2 separate regions of the Mus musculus genome follow, and region 1 is linked to region 2. A link is a loop called in an ENCODE intact Hi-C map of the cell type or tissue named here. Cell type or tissue: gastrocnemius. All regions are shown on one strand. Each heading gives the region's core, and the rest is flanking DNA. Links, peaks and the distances in the headings are about the cores only.

What was found. A loop is a pair of places that touch in the nucleus more often than their neighbours do. Peaks named below come from ENCODE experiments on the same cell type or tissue, not always from the same donor. Only the 100,000 strongest peaks of a DNase experiment are listed, where the experiment ranks them.
Region 1: a loop joins it to region 2, with 3 times the contacts of the local background. A loop is called at or near these places in 6 of 42 quality-filtered maps.

Annotation. Positions count from the first base shown.
Region 1 is chr13:17,800,890-17,809,226 of GRCm38, forward strand. It overlaps Cdk13 (cyclin-dependent kinase 13), which reads right to left and starts at 4,208. Exons shown (of 14, transcript NM_027118.1): 1 at 2,549-4,208. The coding sequence starts at 3,762. In gastrocnemius, for the core only: a CTCF peak has its summit at 2,734; DNase peaks (open chromatin) are centred at 2,769, 3,352, 3,826 and 4,497; H3K4me3 peaks cover 5,150 bases; H3K27ac peaks cover 4,813 bases.
Region 2 is chr13:17,940,927-17,949,263 of GRCm38, forward strand. Rala (v-ral simian leukemia viral oncogene A (ras related)) reads right to left here and starts at 3,291. Exons shown (of 5, transcript NM_019491.5): 1 at 3,091-3,291. In gastrocnemius, for the core only: no CTCF peak of the experiment used is centred there; a DNase peak (open chromatin) is centred at 3,319; H3K4me3 peaks cover 2,474 bases; H3K27ac peaks cover 2,097 bases.

The DNA.
Region 1 (8,337 bases), core at 298-8,297, 140 kb before region 2:
CACAGGAAAGAACCTACCTGGAAAAAACAAAAAAGAAAAATACAGTAAACAGCTTTTGAGGAGAAATTAAGCCAAGAAGATCCATCCAATGAAATGCAGGAGCTAAGAAATGAAGACACAAATGCAGGCAAAGAGCATGTTGTATGGTAGTCCCTTGAACAGAGAATTTATTCTATGAGTTATCAGTTACGCTCTGGGACATGATTTCAATACTATATTGAGTATGGATACACTTCCTTTAAAAAAATCTACATGGGTAATTCATCAGTATGTGGGCTTGGAAAATGTCATATTGAAGTTTCTTATACCATAGCACGTTGTCTATATTAATTATTTATTCAAATGAAGCAGGTAATAGAGAGTCACAGTGGTAGATTCTATGTTCAGTCAACTCTATCTATCATCCCTTCACTTACCTATTCAACGATTATTAAGAGTGTATAACCACCCAAATACAGTGCTGAGCACTAGGAATTCAATGATGGGGAAGACAGGCCAGATGCCACTTGTGGAGCTTACAATCTCGTCTATTCATTAAAGAGCCAGTCATCTGACTCTACTACTAAACCTAGAAACAAATAAAACTTTTTGCATTAAGCTGGACAAGTGAATTCATGTTCCTCAGCAGTAAGTACATTTGCTATTTTTCTAAATCTTGTTTTTCAAGTAACTATTTAGTCATCAATTCTGGTCCTCAAATTTTAAGAATAGCATTTAACAAGCAACACAATGCAAACAAACAAACCAAACAAACAAAAACAAAATAAAAAACCTGAAGTCCATACCTTGTAATAATAATAAAAAAAAAATTCCAAAGCTATTGGCCCAGAGAGAAGACCTGGAAACATGACAACTATCTTCCAAGATTTAAAGAACTAGTTCACAAACTTGTTGTGTACATTCCAAAGCATTATACACAGATGCAGATTTCTATTTCCATATGAAGACTTTTAACAATTCAAACTATTCACAATTCAACCACTTTAGATTTCTTTAGGGAAATCTATACTTTATAAAATAAAAAGGCAAGTATTAAATATTACTGTTTAGCAAACTAAGTCGTCAATGGTTTTGCTAAGAAGCCTAACAAATCATGCAGTAAAGAAACTGGGAAAATCATCTCTGAACTCAAGTCCAACAAAGACTGCCCAAACAATGTGTTCCCACCTACTGATGTATTCAGGAGTGAACCACATAGCCAGTTGTTAGAAATGTTGACCAATATTACTGAAAAGCTTCTTCCAAAAATGAACCCTTTGGAAATACAGCTGGTCAATACACACACCATGAAGACTCCCTAGTAAATGTACTTTCTATATGCTAGCTCTATGAGGACAGTAACTTTGTCTTTCTTCACTGCTACACTGCCCTGCCAAAACTATCACTGACATATAATATGTGCTCTTAGATATTTGCTAAGCATGCAGTCCTAATCACACAAACTGTACTATGTAGTACACACCACCAACCTTACTAAACCTTACCAAATCTAACCACGTTATTTAAATTGCCATTACATACTTAAATGACTATATAAAGTTATAAAACTTTAAAAACCTAGTCAATCCTAGGACTAGTTTACCAAACCATAAAACCTAGATGGCCCAAATATGTTAAGTAATATAAGAAGCTACAAGACCTGCAAAGTACTCAAAAGCTACTTTTAATTCACTCTACAAAATAGATATGTATCAATATACACACATTTTCAGACTGTTACCGTATAACAATGGCTTAACAGCTATATAAAAGCAGTATTCAAATTTCAGATTATATTATCTCTACAAAAATTTCTGAACACGTTCATGAGAATTGTTATTACTTAAAAGGCCTAACTTTACAGTGAGCAGTTTCAGATTTATAGTGGCCTGAGAATGTACTAAGCCATTCACGCAGTTACGCTGTACCACTATATCCACTTATATATATTATTGGCAACTGGGTACTGGACATAGCTGTCATTTCCCCCTCCTTTTTAAAACCATGACTTTGAAAGATCAGATTTAAAAAAAAAAACCTACCCAACACAAGAATCACTCTCATATATAATTTATCTTCAAACTATTTTTATCAACATCTACTTACATGTATTTTGAGTATTAAACTTTACAAAAGCTGCTTTTCCCATCCCCGTATTAACCACATGAAACATCTGCAATCCTTATCTAACTGACATCACCTCCTGAATCTGATTGCTCTTTAATATAAGTCCCTGTATATTAGTAAAGCACCAACAAAGTGACGTTTTCTCCATAAGCAGGTATTAAGACAAATTAAGCCAAAATAGCAATGCTGGAAAAGGAGAGCATTTTGCACTAACCTGCTGACAGTTAAAAGCAACAAGTTAAAAACTTTGAACTCTTAGGACTCATCCCTGCCTAGGCTGGTCGCTTGGTCCCTCCCACCCTCACAGGTGCATTCAGCACTCCCCTCTCCGCTAGAAACCCACCCTCCGACCCGGAGCGCTGGCCTGGGAAGCGGACCGAGTAAACCAGAGGCGCCTCGCCCCACCTTCCCCGCCTCCTAGGGTTGGGGGGACAGGACTCACCTGAGTACTGGGCTGTAGGGGCTGCGCGAGCGCCGCCAGCTGCTGCTGCTGTACGGGCTGGGGGATACGTCGCCGCCCCGCTCGTAGGAGCTGTGGCGGCTGTAGCTGGGCGAGCGGCGCCGGCTATAGGGGCTCGGGGAGCGCGGCAGCCGCCGGGAATAAGGACTGCTGCCACCTCCCGCCGGACTGGGGGACTTGCGGCTCCGAAGGCTCTGCGAGGCCCTGTGGGACACCGGGCTTTCGTCCCGGCCTCCCAGCGGGCTCAGGGACCGCTGCCGCCGCCTGTAGGCCTTCGGCTCGCTCTTGTCCTCCCGGTAGGCCTTGGGCGGCTCCTTGTAGGCCGAGGGCGGTTCCTTGGACGACTTAGTCCGGCTGCGGTGGGCCTTGAGGTCCCGGTCCTTGCGGCTGCTACTGCTGCTGGACGTAGCCGACGCGCTCTTGCGGCGGCCGCCGCTGCTGCTGCTGCTGCCGCTCTTGGCGGCCTCCGCCCGCTCCTCGCCGCTGTGTCCGTGGCGGCTGCGGGCCTTTGAGGCCTCGCTGCCGCTGCGCGTCCCGTCCCGCCGCCGGTGCTCGCGGTGGCGCTCCTTGCTGCGGCCGCTGCTGCTGCGGCGGTCCCGGCGCGGCCTGCGCTCCGACCCCTCCGCGCGCCTCTGCGTGCCGGAGGAGGAGGCCGGACTCCCGCCGTTGCCCCCCGTTCCCCCGGCAGCCGTCGCCGCCGTTGCCGCGCTGGCGCCCCCCAGCAGCAGCCCCTGCTCGGACTGGGAGCTCACATCCTCGTACTCCACCAGCGGGGTCACACCCCCGCCGCTACTGGCACCGCCACCGCCGTCCTGCTGCGGCTGGGGCAGCGAGAAGACCCGGCGCTTCTCCGCCTCCTGCCCGGCGCGGGGCCCGCGGCGCCGCTTCTGCCGCCCTCCGGGGCGCCTCTTGCCTCTCGCCAGCCGCTTGACCTCCAGAGGAGGGCCCGGGCTGAAGCAAGAGGAGGAGGCCGCGGCGGCGGCGGCTGCGGCGGCGGCCGCGCCGGGGGCAGCCAGGAAGAGCAGAGGCGGCGGGGGCGGCGGCGGTTGCAGGAGCTGCGGCTGCAGGAGCGGCAACAGCAGCGGCGGCTGCTGAGGGGACAGGAATCGCCTCCGCTTGCGGCGCTCCTCCAACTTCTTCTCGGCCCAGCTCAGGCCCCCGCCTCCCCCCAGCGCCGTGTCCGAGCTACTCGGCATCGCCTAGAGCCCGCCGCAGAGTGCGGCGCGGGTGCGGCCTCCTCCGGGGTCAGACCCTGGCCATGTCCCCCGCCGGGAAGGGGGACGGCAGCCGCGGCGGAGGGGTAGCGAGCAGCAGGGCCGGCCGGGAGTCGCGCCACGATAATCCGGGTCGGGACGCGCGTCCCCGGTTCCAGTCGCGGTGTGTGCGCAGCGGCGTCAGGGCCTGGCGCGGGAGGATCCTATCCTCGGCGGAAAGCCGGCCGTGCCGGGCGGCGGCGGTGGCGGCGGCGGCGGCGGCCTCGGGCTCCGGCGGCGCAACGCGGAAGTGCCACCGCGGGCCGCGCTTCACTCCATCGTCCTGACGTCGGGGGCGAGCTCGCGGGAGGGCAGTGGGCGCGACCACAGCACGCCTCCGTCGCCGGCCGGCCGCGGCGCGTCCACGTCGTCCTGTGGCGGCGGCGGCGACACCCCGCGGCGCTCGGACGGGCCTGGGCCTGGCGCCCCGAGGGCACTGCGCGCAGCTTCCGGAGCGGGGGCGCGGCTCGCTGTCCTCCGCCCCTCCACGCGGGCTCCGCGCGCGCCGCTCGCCCCTCCCTGCCCTCCGCGTTCTCCCTGCGGGACGGCGACGCGACTGGCTGGCCGAGCCCTCGCCGCGCACCACCCACTCGCCGCGTTCCTCAAGACTTTTGCCCCTAAACCCAACGCTAGGTCGGCGGCGCGCACGCTCGTCACGTTCGGGGACGCCGATGGAGAGAGCGAGCGCGGGCGAGGGGAGGTGCTGCGTGCTCGCGCCCGCCGGGACCCTGGCCGTCACCGGAAGTGACGCGAGGAGCCACTCCACTTCCGGCAGGGGTGGGACGGAGGAGCAGGGTTAAAGAAAGGAGAGGAGGCGTGGGCTGCGCTGTGCTGTCGCTGGAGGCCTTCCCTCCGGCGCCACTCATGGCGCTTGTTGCTCGCCTCCAGTGAAAAGGTCACGGCAGGACCCGGGAGAACCTTGACGACTACCTTTTCCCCAGCCACGGGATCGGAACATCTGTGAGAGCAGACTCCCCACAGAGGGCGAATGTGACGTTAGCTTGACTAGACTCACGTACGCCCAAGTTCAAGGACCCATCGTAACCTAAAAATATACTTGGTGTTCATAGCTTCGAGCTTCCGCGACACTGACGTTTCGGAACCTTTAAAAAGCCTTACACAGGGCTGGAGAGGTGGCTCAGAGGTTAAGAACACTCACTGCTCTTCCAGAGGTCCTGAGTTCAATTCCCAGCAACAGTATGGTGGCTCACAACCAGCTGTAATGGGGATCCCTCTTCTGATGTGTCACATACATGAAATAAGTAAATCTCTTTATAAAGCAAAAGCATTAAGTAAATCTGAAAGATGAGTCAAAATATCAAGGAGGACTACTAAAAATCCCAGGAACCTTAAAAACATTTTGTAGTAGTGGAAGCTGCCCTCTTTGTACTTTCACCTGTAATTATATCTAACTAAAGCTATGAGCTGTCAGCTACATAATGCCCTCATCTCTTGCCTTAAGATTGCCCTTCAGTTAGAGGCTAGGTATTCGGGGTAATTAGATTAAAATCTAAAAGGCTTATTGGTCATTAATACTGGAAAGAAGATAAACATTGCTCAGTGGGTACATGTAATTACCCCTTAACAAATTTATTCAGATCATCAGCTGGCTTTTAGTTCTTAAATACTTAGTAATCAAGTTGACCTCAGCATCATCTCACAAACTGATGGAAGCTCAGACTTTGAAGTTTACAAAAGATACTTGCTAGAAGATAGGTTTGAATAGCTACTTCTGACAAAGACAGGCCTGAGTGGAACACCCAGTGGAACCTTCTACACAGAAGGGGGCAAAGCAAAGATACTGGGAAACGAAATTTCAGAAGTATGTTACCTAAAGCAAATTTCTTCTTGACATCATTGTTAACTCGGAGTACTAAGGAGGAGAGCTTTTCAGAAAAATATCAACCTGTCCCATTATGCTGCTTTTCAAAGCCTGATGCAATGGCATATGTCTATTCCCAATACAATGGAGGTTAAAACAGGTCAAGGACGATGGTGAGTTCTGGCCTATCAGAACTCTACATAATAACACCCTCTCCCCCATCCCATCTTGCCAAGAAAAAAACAGAAATAAGGCTGGAATAGAAAAGAAGAGGCAAATAGATGTTTGTATAATAGTTCCTCTAGCATAAGCTACTCACTGCACTTAGGAATGTCATCTGTTCTTGTCCGTACAAAAAACACTTGGTCCATAGTGAATGTATAGTGGTTACTCCAGGCTGCGAGTAGAAAACTTAAGAAAATATCTTAATAAGATTCTGCCATCTTTCCTCAAGCTCACTTGCTTGGAAATGCTTTTAGTAGGATTCAAACTCCAAAGTAATGGAAATTATCTTTAAATTTGATGTTTCTATAAGAATATCTGCTACCTTCATCGAAAGAGATTTTTAAATTGCCACTTGGAACTGGGGTTTTGGGTTTTTTTTTTTTTCAGTTTGCTGTTAGTGTGCTTTTCATGTAATTATGTTTGTCTGTATTACCTTGTGGTTTTAAAAATATTTTTTCTTTGTTTATCTGACAGATCATTATCATACCACATAAGCTGTTCTTTATAGTTTGGGGCTAAGGGGAGGATGGGGTCTCAGTTGTTAGAGAGCTTGCCTGGTATTCAAAAGTCCTGGATTTGAGCACCAGCCACAAAAATAGAAGATGATAGTGGAGACCTGCATGGTAGGTAGGTAGGAAACTACTATACAATTTTAGTGTAGAGTTGAAGATTATCCACAGTCTAGAAAGTCTATTAAAATACCCACCTTCCAGTAATATATCTGATTTACATAGTTTATCCAAACAAAAGATTAAAACATTGCATAAGATGGCAGCTTGACACTGGAGATAGAATTCCACAGTTAGAGCATTTATTTTTCTTTCAGAAGACCTGGGTTCAAATCCAAGAACCCACATGGTAGCTCACAGCCATCTATACTTACAAGGAATCCAATGCGCTCTTCTGGCCTGAGAACACATACGTAAAAGATAGAAATATTTTTTAAAAACCAAATTTCAATTACATTAAAATGGGCAGTGAAGAGGTTTGCAAGCCTAGTCCCTGCACTTAGGAAAAAAAGACAGGAGGATCAGAAGTTCAAGGTCAGCTTTGGCTACATCCCAAATTAAAGACACATGAGGCCTTGTCTTGGGGGGGGGGGTTGCGCAGGGAAGGGGATGGGGACAGATGTTGCAGAATATAAAACAAATCTTTAAATGCTTTATAGGAGTTAGGGTTTTTTTGTTGTTTGTTTGTTTTGAGTCTATGTAGCCTTAGCTGTCCTTGTAGACCAAGCTGTCCTCACAGAGATCTACCTGCTTCTACCTCTCAGGTACAGGGATTAAAGGTATATGCCCAACAAAAGAATTACTTTAAGTGGATGCATTTTTATCCTCTTTTTCTTTCTTCATTTTATTTATCTACATAACATCCAAGCTGGCCTTAAACTTAAAATCTTCCCAATTTTGCCTTGTAAATCCTGGGATTATAGGCAAACACCAGTTGGATTTTTTGTTTTTAATTCTCTCAAATTCTGTTTATAATATAGCAAAAAATACCAGTAAGTGACATTTTTTTAAAATTGTTATTTGCAGTTTTCACCAATTTTTAAGAGTATAAAGGACTTTGGGTCAAATGCTACAATGAAATCACAGACATAAAAATTTGATCATTGCCTTTAAGCTTGTAAATGGTGCACAGTTCATAAGTAGGCTACATACTCCCTCCATGATCCTGTAAATAGGAACTTTTACAGTATTTGCTAATATTGCTTCTCCTTTAGAGAAACTGGCTGATTTACAGCTTCCCTTAGTCTTGAAACATCTTTAAATTCTCAGCCCTGCTGGGCGTGGTGGTACACGCCTTTAATCCCAGCACTCGGGAGGCAGAGGCAGGCAGATTTCTGAGTTCAAGTCCACCCTGGTCTACAAAATGAGTTCTAGGACAGCCAGGGCTATACAGAGAAACCCTGTCTCGGAAAAAAAAAAATTCTCAGCCCTTCTTATTCCCCATCACACAAGCGCGCGCGCGCACACACACACACACACACACACACACACTTGCTCACAGAGAGGAGAGAGAGAGAGAGAGAGAGATCAGCAAATTACTACTTAAGCCCAGTGAACTTTTAAATAAACAAAATCCAACTGGCATTTACTGAACTTTTAGCATTCACCTCATTCTATGCTAAGTATTGTCTCATTTAATACAGCAGCACCTATAAGTAAGATGTCCATGTTCTAAGGTTTTCCAGTGATGGTCCTAGTTTACTATGTTCAAGTTAATAAAACACTCAGTCATGAGTTTTCCCTCCTGAATATAAATTGTCATGTCAATCTTCCTGTAAAAATTACCAGTGGTTTACCAGTAAGAGTAAGACATACAGAAACTGGCCCAAAATATACTTCTAGAAAATATGATCCCTTGTTCTGTCCAGATTTGAAGACCATGCTTTCAAGAATGCAAGCTGTTTTATACATTACCGCCTCTGAACTTTATTAAACCAAATGGTAGTAATATATTCCAGAATT
Region 2 (8,337 bases), core at 109-8,108:
AAATCCCCACCCCTCAAAATAAATAAATAAAATTAATGGCTTATATAGGCTACTCTCATGATGTTGAGGAAATAAACCTTTACTTACATGTATGATTAAATCAATGATGAAAATTCCCTTGTAAAATGTACTCAGCTTTAAAAACTAAACAAGAAATCCTGTTCCTTGTTGGGGGCTGGAGACGGAACTCTGGTATTTGGAATGACAGCATCTCATTCCCATCTTTTAAACCAAGGGATGGGCATGCCCTCCCTCCATTACTTTCTTAAACTCCACACTTGCAGGGGAAAAGGCAACCAGACCTATAAGAATAGAGTTCTACAACTCTTTTTGTTTTTTAAAATATTCTTCCTACTGTCCTACATTGATCCCATCTACATTAGTGGAAGAAAGAAGGAAACAAATATAATTACAAACAGGGCCGGCTCCAACAGGTGCTGCAGAAGTACAAAGCCATCAGAGATCCTGTTCTGAGTTCCTTCTCTACCAGGACACCTACAAGCACAATGTTTGACCAGTTGTCATCTTGGTACACAACAGACTGTATGTAGGAGTACAGTTACATTGTGTTCGTAAGCACCTTGGAAATAAAGATGCCTGCAGCTCCCACTTGGCTAGTCACTGGTGACTCCAGGCCATCCTTCGGGACTAAGAGTGAGAAGCATAGTATCTTTTCTGGAAGCTCGGGTCAGTCAGAATCACTTTCCCCTTGACTTTTAGGATTAGCTGCAATTTTCAGTGCTCTTGGAAATTGTTACTGTACTTTTAAATCCTAGCTCTATTACACGCTAGCTTGTGAAATAACTTGACTTAGTGTTGGGGAAGACCATCCATCTGGAAGAGCTATGATGGAGATAAGAAATAATATAAGTATATTGGTATCATTACAATCCTCAGCAAAGTGCTTGATGGGCAATCAATATATAAGAACTATTATTACCAAGATAGGTGCTGAATTAAAGAAGGGAAATCTAACCTCTGGATAGTAATGTTATGAAACCAAAGGCTTCTCTCTCCTTAATCCAAGAATTATAGTATCTTATAAAACAATGGAAACTGTCTCCTACCTCTTCAAGATCAGTCTCTTCCCTAGTTAACACTCACAGCTTCCAGTATTTGTAAAATGATTGCTCTTTTTACTCATTTATAAAAGAATACAAGAACCTATTAGTTTGGTGGACCCATATACAAGAAGTGATATTGGTACATTTATTTGTACTCTGTTTATTTAAAACGCTACTTAGAAGACAGTGCAGGACCACCATATACTAGAAGACAAAGATACGTGCAGCTTAACCTGAGAATAATGCAACCATCTATAGGCCAAAACATTCCCTTAAAAATGGTGAGGAAAAAATTGGTGAACATTCTTTCCTATAATTCTTTCCTATGATTAGTTTCCCCCACACGGAGTGCCCTGGGGAAAAATAGTTGTAATGAAATACTACTTCAAAATAAACGTGCATTTGCACACCCAGCAGAGAGAGAAGCATGTGGATCTCCGAACATCAAAGTGCTGCTGATCAAAGATGCCAAGGTCACGTCGGGGTGTCAGAAGATTTCATGTATCCTTGACAAAAAATGAGCCACTCTGAGAAACCGTGCTTTTCACCTTATTTCTAAGCAGCATCAACTCCTAACTTCCTCTTTTTAAAGGCTGGGTACAGTTATCACAACCCCAAGAATATACTTGCAATCTTTTGCCAGTAAATCTCTTCCTTCTAACTCTGGATATACTCTAGAAATAAACATGAAACAATAAAATATAAATGAGTATTCGTCTAATCACAGTCCCTAAATATTTTTAACCTTTTCCAGGTCAGAATAGTGAAAATGAAATTCTTCCTGAATTTTTCCTTGATCTCCTGGAGAACAAAAAAGACAATGCAAAATTTTCATGTTCCAAGAATCCCAAAGTAACAAAACTGTGCTCTTAACAAAATTGTTTGGAGGCCTTGCTAGAGATGGAATCTAGTACCTTTTGCTTGGTATGCAAGTACCAGCCACAGTCAATCGCTTCTGGAAAGTGACTTTTCCATCAACTGTACACATTCACATCCATTCAGTGAAGAAATGTGGGGAGTTCTGAGCACTTTACGTGGTAACAGAGAAGATGAAAAGGCTCCTCCTCTGAAAACAACTGAGCCGTAGAAACATCTTAAGGGTCACAGGAGTCATTTATAAGAATATTGTATCAACAGATACAAACAGCATAGGTAATAGTACATATTAACAAGCATAAGCCAAAGGGAATGCCTTCTACACTGTGAGTAATAAATCTGTTAGTCAATTTTGGGAACGTGATTAAAGCTGTAATTTATTTACAGGAAAAGAATTTACAGAAATAAAGGTTCTCCCGGCACACGTACCCAAACTGTTTGTAAATTGTGTGCTTCCTGGCTTGACAGGTAGGGCGTGGCACCAGAGTTCTCACAGTAGCTCAAAGACACTCAGATGAGCTCTCACAAGTCTGGACGTTCTGGTTTCCATGCAAAGGCCAGTAAATTCTTTAATTCCTCCTAAGTCTCCCGACAACACAACCACCTCAGCGCCACCACGCCCGCCCACTCCAACACACGAATGCCCAAGTAAAGCACACAAATCGTATCTTCTACTCCTTGACATCTTTCAGGCACCGAACGCGGAAGATACCCCCATCACACAATGCCTACATTCCCTTCCTCTTCTAAAGGCTAAACCTGTACTAGAAGAGCCTTCGAGCATTCAGCTGGACGCGTCTAAAGACTTTAGTCTGAAAACGCCATTCCTTCCAAACACTGGCAGAGAAGCTCGAAAAGCAGCCGCTCTGTACCGGCAGAGTGGCTTGAAAGCGAGGGAGGTCGGGGTGGAGTGCGGCGCAGGGACTGCGGCGGCGGCGGCGGCGGCCCCAGGTCGCGGGCACCGCCCGGGCACAGCCCTGGGAGCCACCGGCGCTATACAGGTGACCTTCCGGAGACGCCGCCCGCTGTCGGGGCGCAGTCGGGTCCCAGCCCAGGCGGCAGGCGGGACGTGCAATCTCGGCGGCCGCGGGCCCGGCCCGTCGGACACACCCCCGCCGCGGCCCGGCCTCCCCGGCCGGCGAGCTCTCACCTGCACCGCGAGCCGCTCGACCCGCGGGCTCTTGGGCCTCGGCTGCGCCGATCGGACCGCGCTCGGAGTTCCGCGCGGGGCGCGGCAAGAGGAGTCCGGAGGGCGGCGGCAGCGGCGGCGGCCTGGGCGGCGGCGGAGGAGGAGGACTCCGGCGCTCCGCTCTAGGGAGACCCACCCTCCTCCCGGCCGCTCTGCAGCAGCCGCCGCAGATCACTTCCGGGGCGCGGGCCAGCGGGGCGGGGCGCCAGGCCGCACTTCCTGGCCGTGGGGCCGAGTACTCCATGGCGACTGCGAACAAAGGCTCTACGGGCGCGGGGGAGGCGCAGTGGTACAGCCTCCCGGTGGACCCACGGCGAGTCCCCGGGTTCGCGAGGCGTAGCCCGCCCCCCCCCCCCAAGGCCGTGCCGGGATTCCCGTGTCGCGGTGTTTTCGTCTTCCCCGGACATGGAGGGGTTCCTGGAGAAAGAAGGGGAGGGGGAGGCCGCCATCTTGCTTCTGGGGGCTGCTAGGTTCTCTTGCAAGAGTTTTCCAGTGTGTAGCCTGCAACGTGGTTTGTCGCAGATCAAGTCCGAGTTGGTGGATTGGTCGCTTGTCCTGGTTGGAGGGTCTCGGTAGCTGACCGAGTGGAGAACTGGCCTCAGCATATGGGCTTCGGGTTCCTTTTGGAGTAGACCCTTCGACACTAGATTTGGCACTGAGATAAGGCGACGGCTCCGTAACACACTAATGTCTTAAATTAGTAGTTAAACTGAATCGGTTGTTTTCTTTAAAACTGCCCACAAGTTCGAGATAGTTTGCCTAGTGTCTGTTAGCGGCCACACGTTCTTCCCTGGACTTTAAAATTCTCATTTCCTTTGGCCCCAAATGAAGAACCAACGGCTTGGTTGGTTGGCATGACTACTTAAAGGAATGAATGTACACTCAATCAAGTTTGCAGTCTAGAAACCTAGTACTTGGCGTTTGGAAGTATGAATGGAGGGAAGACTTGATAACTTTACTAACAATAGGTTAGAGTTTTAAACTTAAGTATGATCTTTTTTCCAGTACAAAAAGACGATGGTAAATGTGGATCCAAATAAAGGGAGTCCCCGCAGAACAGGGATCAGTGGTTCATGGAGAAGGCTGAGTGCCACTTATCTGTCTTAAAAGTTCTACAAGAGCTGATGAGAAAGATGAGGCTACAGAAGGAGACAGGAGTCAAGTCATGGCTGGCTTTTGTGTCTATTAAATTCTGGAAGTAGAATGGCTGGATACATCAAATTTTAAGCAGTTTATAAATGGAGGACCGATTAATGGGGGAGTTGGGCAGTATAGCAAACATAGAGTAGACAGTGAACTATTGCAGAAGAGGAAAGAGAAAGGTATTTTTAATAGTGCCAGTAACCAACCAAAAGATGATTCCCAGATGATGAAGCCATATAAGCATCATAAGCCAAATAAGAATTGTTTGCTGGGCAGCTGGAGGGTAAGAGAATTGGAAGTCAATGTTTTGTTTTTGGAAAGATGCAGGATAAAAGTGTACTTTGTGTATGTGGTTTTGTCCTGGCCATGTAACTGGGGGGTGACCTTGAACTTCAGACTCACCTAACTCCATCTCCCAAGTGCTGGTAATAGAGACTTGCACCATCAAGTCTGGTTTTGCTGGGGCTAGAACCCTGAGTTTCATACCTAGCCACCAAACACTCTTGCTCCTAGAGCTATAGCTCGATTGCGGAAAGGTGTACTTTACTGAAGAGGCGAAGAAGGATGGACATAGGTTACAGGAAAAGGGTTTCTTTAGTCTGAAGTGAAATGGTGTTATCTAGTGGTAGTTGCTGTGTGCTGGGTTCCAAGTTCTGGAGTGGGCAGGACGAGCTGAAGTTAGATATGCCATAGGTTTATATTGCCACTTTCAAGCAGATGCAGTCTCACTTCATTGAGCACAATTTCAAAACTTTTTCTCCTTTCTGCTTTACTTAAGAGAAAATTTTAAAATACTGTATTAATCTCACTGTCCATAGCCATTCTAATATTATTCTAGTACCTAGTGGTCTACATGAAGATATGAACAAATAACTGATGTGTGGAGGTCTCAAGAGGCAGGGGGAACTGAAATCCAAAACACAGATTGAAAAATGGCCTCTTACTGTAAAAAAGAAAAAAAGGCCTAAACAATGAATATGGTCAATAAGTTAGCTTCATTATATTCAGAAACTTGTATCCTTAATTTTTGAGTGAATTCTTACAATAAACTATGTAATATGTTACAAAGAAGAAAGCAACACATTTTATTCAAGTGTCCTACTTATTAATATTATCTTTCTTGATTCCCAAGACTCAAACTGCCTACATATTAGGGATATTTTGAGACTTCCCTTCTTTTGTAAAAGAAAAGGGTCTGAAATACATTAATTATGATGTGACCTTATCCCCCTTCCTTGACTCTGAGCTTAAACAGCTGCTTCCTCTCTAACAGCATTTGGTTCTTCTGGCTTCTCTGATCTGGTTTAATTCACTGATTGTTCCATCCAGATTGTATAAATACTTTCTCTTCTGCTCTGTCCTTATTTCTGCACTTATCTGGGAAAAACCAATCTGCTTATTAAATAGCTCTTTTTAACAAGGGTCATTTAAATTAAATTAGAACTCTGCATGAAGATGTGAAAGTATTCTGTTGACATATATATCCATACCCACACAAGAACAACTAGGAACTGATGCTAAGATGTGATAATAACCCTGAAATATAATATAAAATTGAACAAAGTTAAAGTGGATCTCAATTTTGATATTCACAGATGCTGTTCAAAGGTCATTTTCACACTATGTCAAAATGTATCAAAGAGCACTTTAATACATTAATTTGAGTTATTTCCAGTGATAAAATGCATAATCTTATTTATAACTAACAAGCATAAAACCTGTTTAGTACTAAAAGATTGAAAAATTATGCAGGGAATTAAACAGAATCAAGTGTATCTATTGTCTCATTTAAGAGAAATATTTCATTACAATCAGATTTTGGTTTCTAAATCATACAATGATAAAAGGATAACGTAAAATACCTTATGTACTCTAACTATATACTAAAAGTACAAAATACTACTCAATTATAGATCCAAAATTTTATATTATTAACATTTCTCATAATAGATCAAAAATAGGGCCTATTTTTGATCTATTATGAGAAATAGGTATAGCAGTGAATGCCTATAATTACATCACTGGGGAATTGGAAACATCAAGACTTCAAGGCCATCCTTGGCTACACAGTGAGTTCAAGGCCATTCTGGACTACGTGAGAATCTGTACAGTACACTCATAATCATATCAAAAATTCAAATTGGCATATTAAACAATACAAAAACTTCATTTATGTAAATCAAAGATTCCATAACATGAAGGAATATTACCATCTTTATATAATTTTTCTACACAGAAAGTGTTAATGACTGATGAAATTTTACCTGATTTAACCCAGAGCAGAGTAACTTCTAGAACAGGACAATGAACATTTGTATTTGTGTTTTTCTTATCCTTACTGCAGTCCAGTTATGGTTCTAAGGATTCTACAGATTTTATTGCATTAAATCTTAAAATTATACAAAAGAACTTGCTAAAAAAAATTGCAAGAAAAAATTTTCTTTTTGTCTCACCTCTCCATTCTGCATTTGCATACAATCACTAAGAAGGCAGCCAAGCCTGGTAAGAGTAATTTATCAGTGACTCATGAGGCTTGGGGCAGTTATTGGCTCTATTTAGCGTTCTGTACAATCTCAGATTTTACTGGAACCAGAGCTTCCCAAACCTACTCGTTCCCCAGAATCTGAGGGAGCAAATGCCTTCAGTTTATCCAACATATTTTAATTGGTGGAAATCGAGAAGTCTGAATTTCAATAACTCTAATGTACATTGGAAATCACTGAATAGTCTTTCCCTCTAACTGTATAGAAAGTCTGGAAATCTGTGGTCCAAGAGGGCCTCAAGTTGTCAGAACTCTGTTCTTTCTGTTCCCACTAGTGGAGCGACATCGACGAGGCCAACTACAACACCTGAGCCTAGATATACAAGCGATATAAATCCTTAGCCTCTACTTAACTTTACCTATCTATCTCCATGGCAAGACACCAACTAACTTAAAGTATAAAACTTCGGTTTTTGTTAACTTGACAGAAGTTAGTCATCCAGGAAGAGGAACCCTCAGTTGAGAAGATGCCCCACCAAATTGTCCTGTGGGCAAGCCTGAGGGGTGTTTTCTTGAACAGTGACTCATGTGGGTGGGACTAACTCACTGAGGTTGGTGTCACCCCCCAGGCAGGTCATCTAGAGTTTTATAAGAAAGCTGAGCAATTCATGGGAAACAAGCCATTAAGCATCATTATCCCAAGGCCTTTGGTTGAGTTCCTGCCTTCAGTTCCTACCCAGACTTTCTATATAATGGACTGAGGAAAGTATATGATGAAATAAACACTTTCCTCTTATGGTGGTTTGAATGAGAATGCTTCCTGTAGGCTTATATATTTGCATGCTTAGTCCCCAGTTGATGATCTGCTTGCAAGGATTAGAATTCAAGTTCTTGTTGGAGGAGGTGTGACACTAAGAAAGGTTTCAAAAAAAAGTCCACACTAGGCTTGTTGTGTCTTTAACTACCCTGTCTAAGCTCTGGGAACTGTCCATGCTACCAGCCCCAACCCAGCTTCCCTTGAATCCATGGATAAAACACACACACACACACACACACACACACACACACACACACACGGTTGTTCTTTTTCAACTTGCCTTTGGACACAATTGCTGGGCACTACTATCTCCCTCCTGGAAAAGCATGCCCTTAATAATATTCTTATCTCTACACCTCCCACCTGCCCTGAACTTTACTTGCTAAGATACATGTAGTCCCTGCTAAACATCCCTGTACCCTCCTGTAGGGGTGGCCATAGGCCCCCATCCTTTCAAGACCTCGTATGGATGCTTCATTTTTCTCTCTCCAAAGCATGGTGAACCTTTCTCCTCCCTCGAATCTGTCTCCTGTCCTCCAGGGATCCAGAAATCCCGACTATTCCTTCCACTCAGTAATTGGCCTATGGTTTCTTTACTGACAGATCAAAAACCAACTGGAGAACAGGACCTTATAGCATCAGCGCTGCCCCTACAAGTCTCTGTCTTTGCATGCTGTCAGCAGATCAGGATGTAAAAGTCTCAGCTACTTCTGCAACATCATGCCTCCCTGCCTCTTGCCATTTTAGTGGTGGACTGATCCTCTGA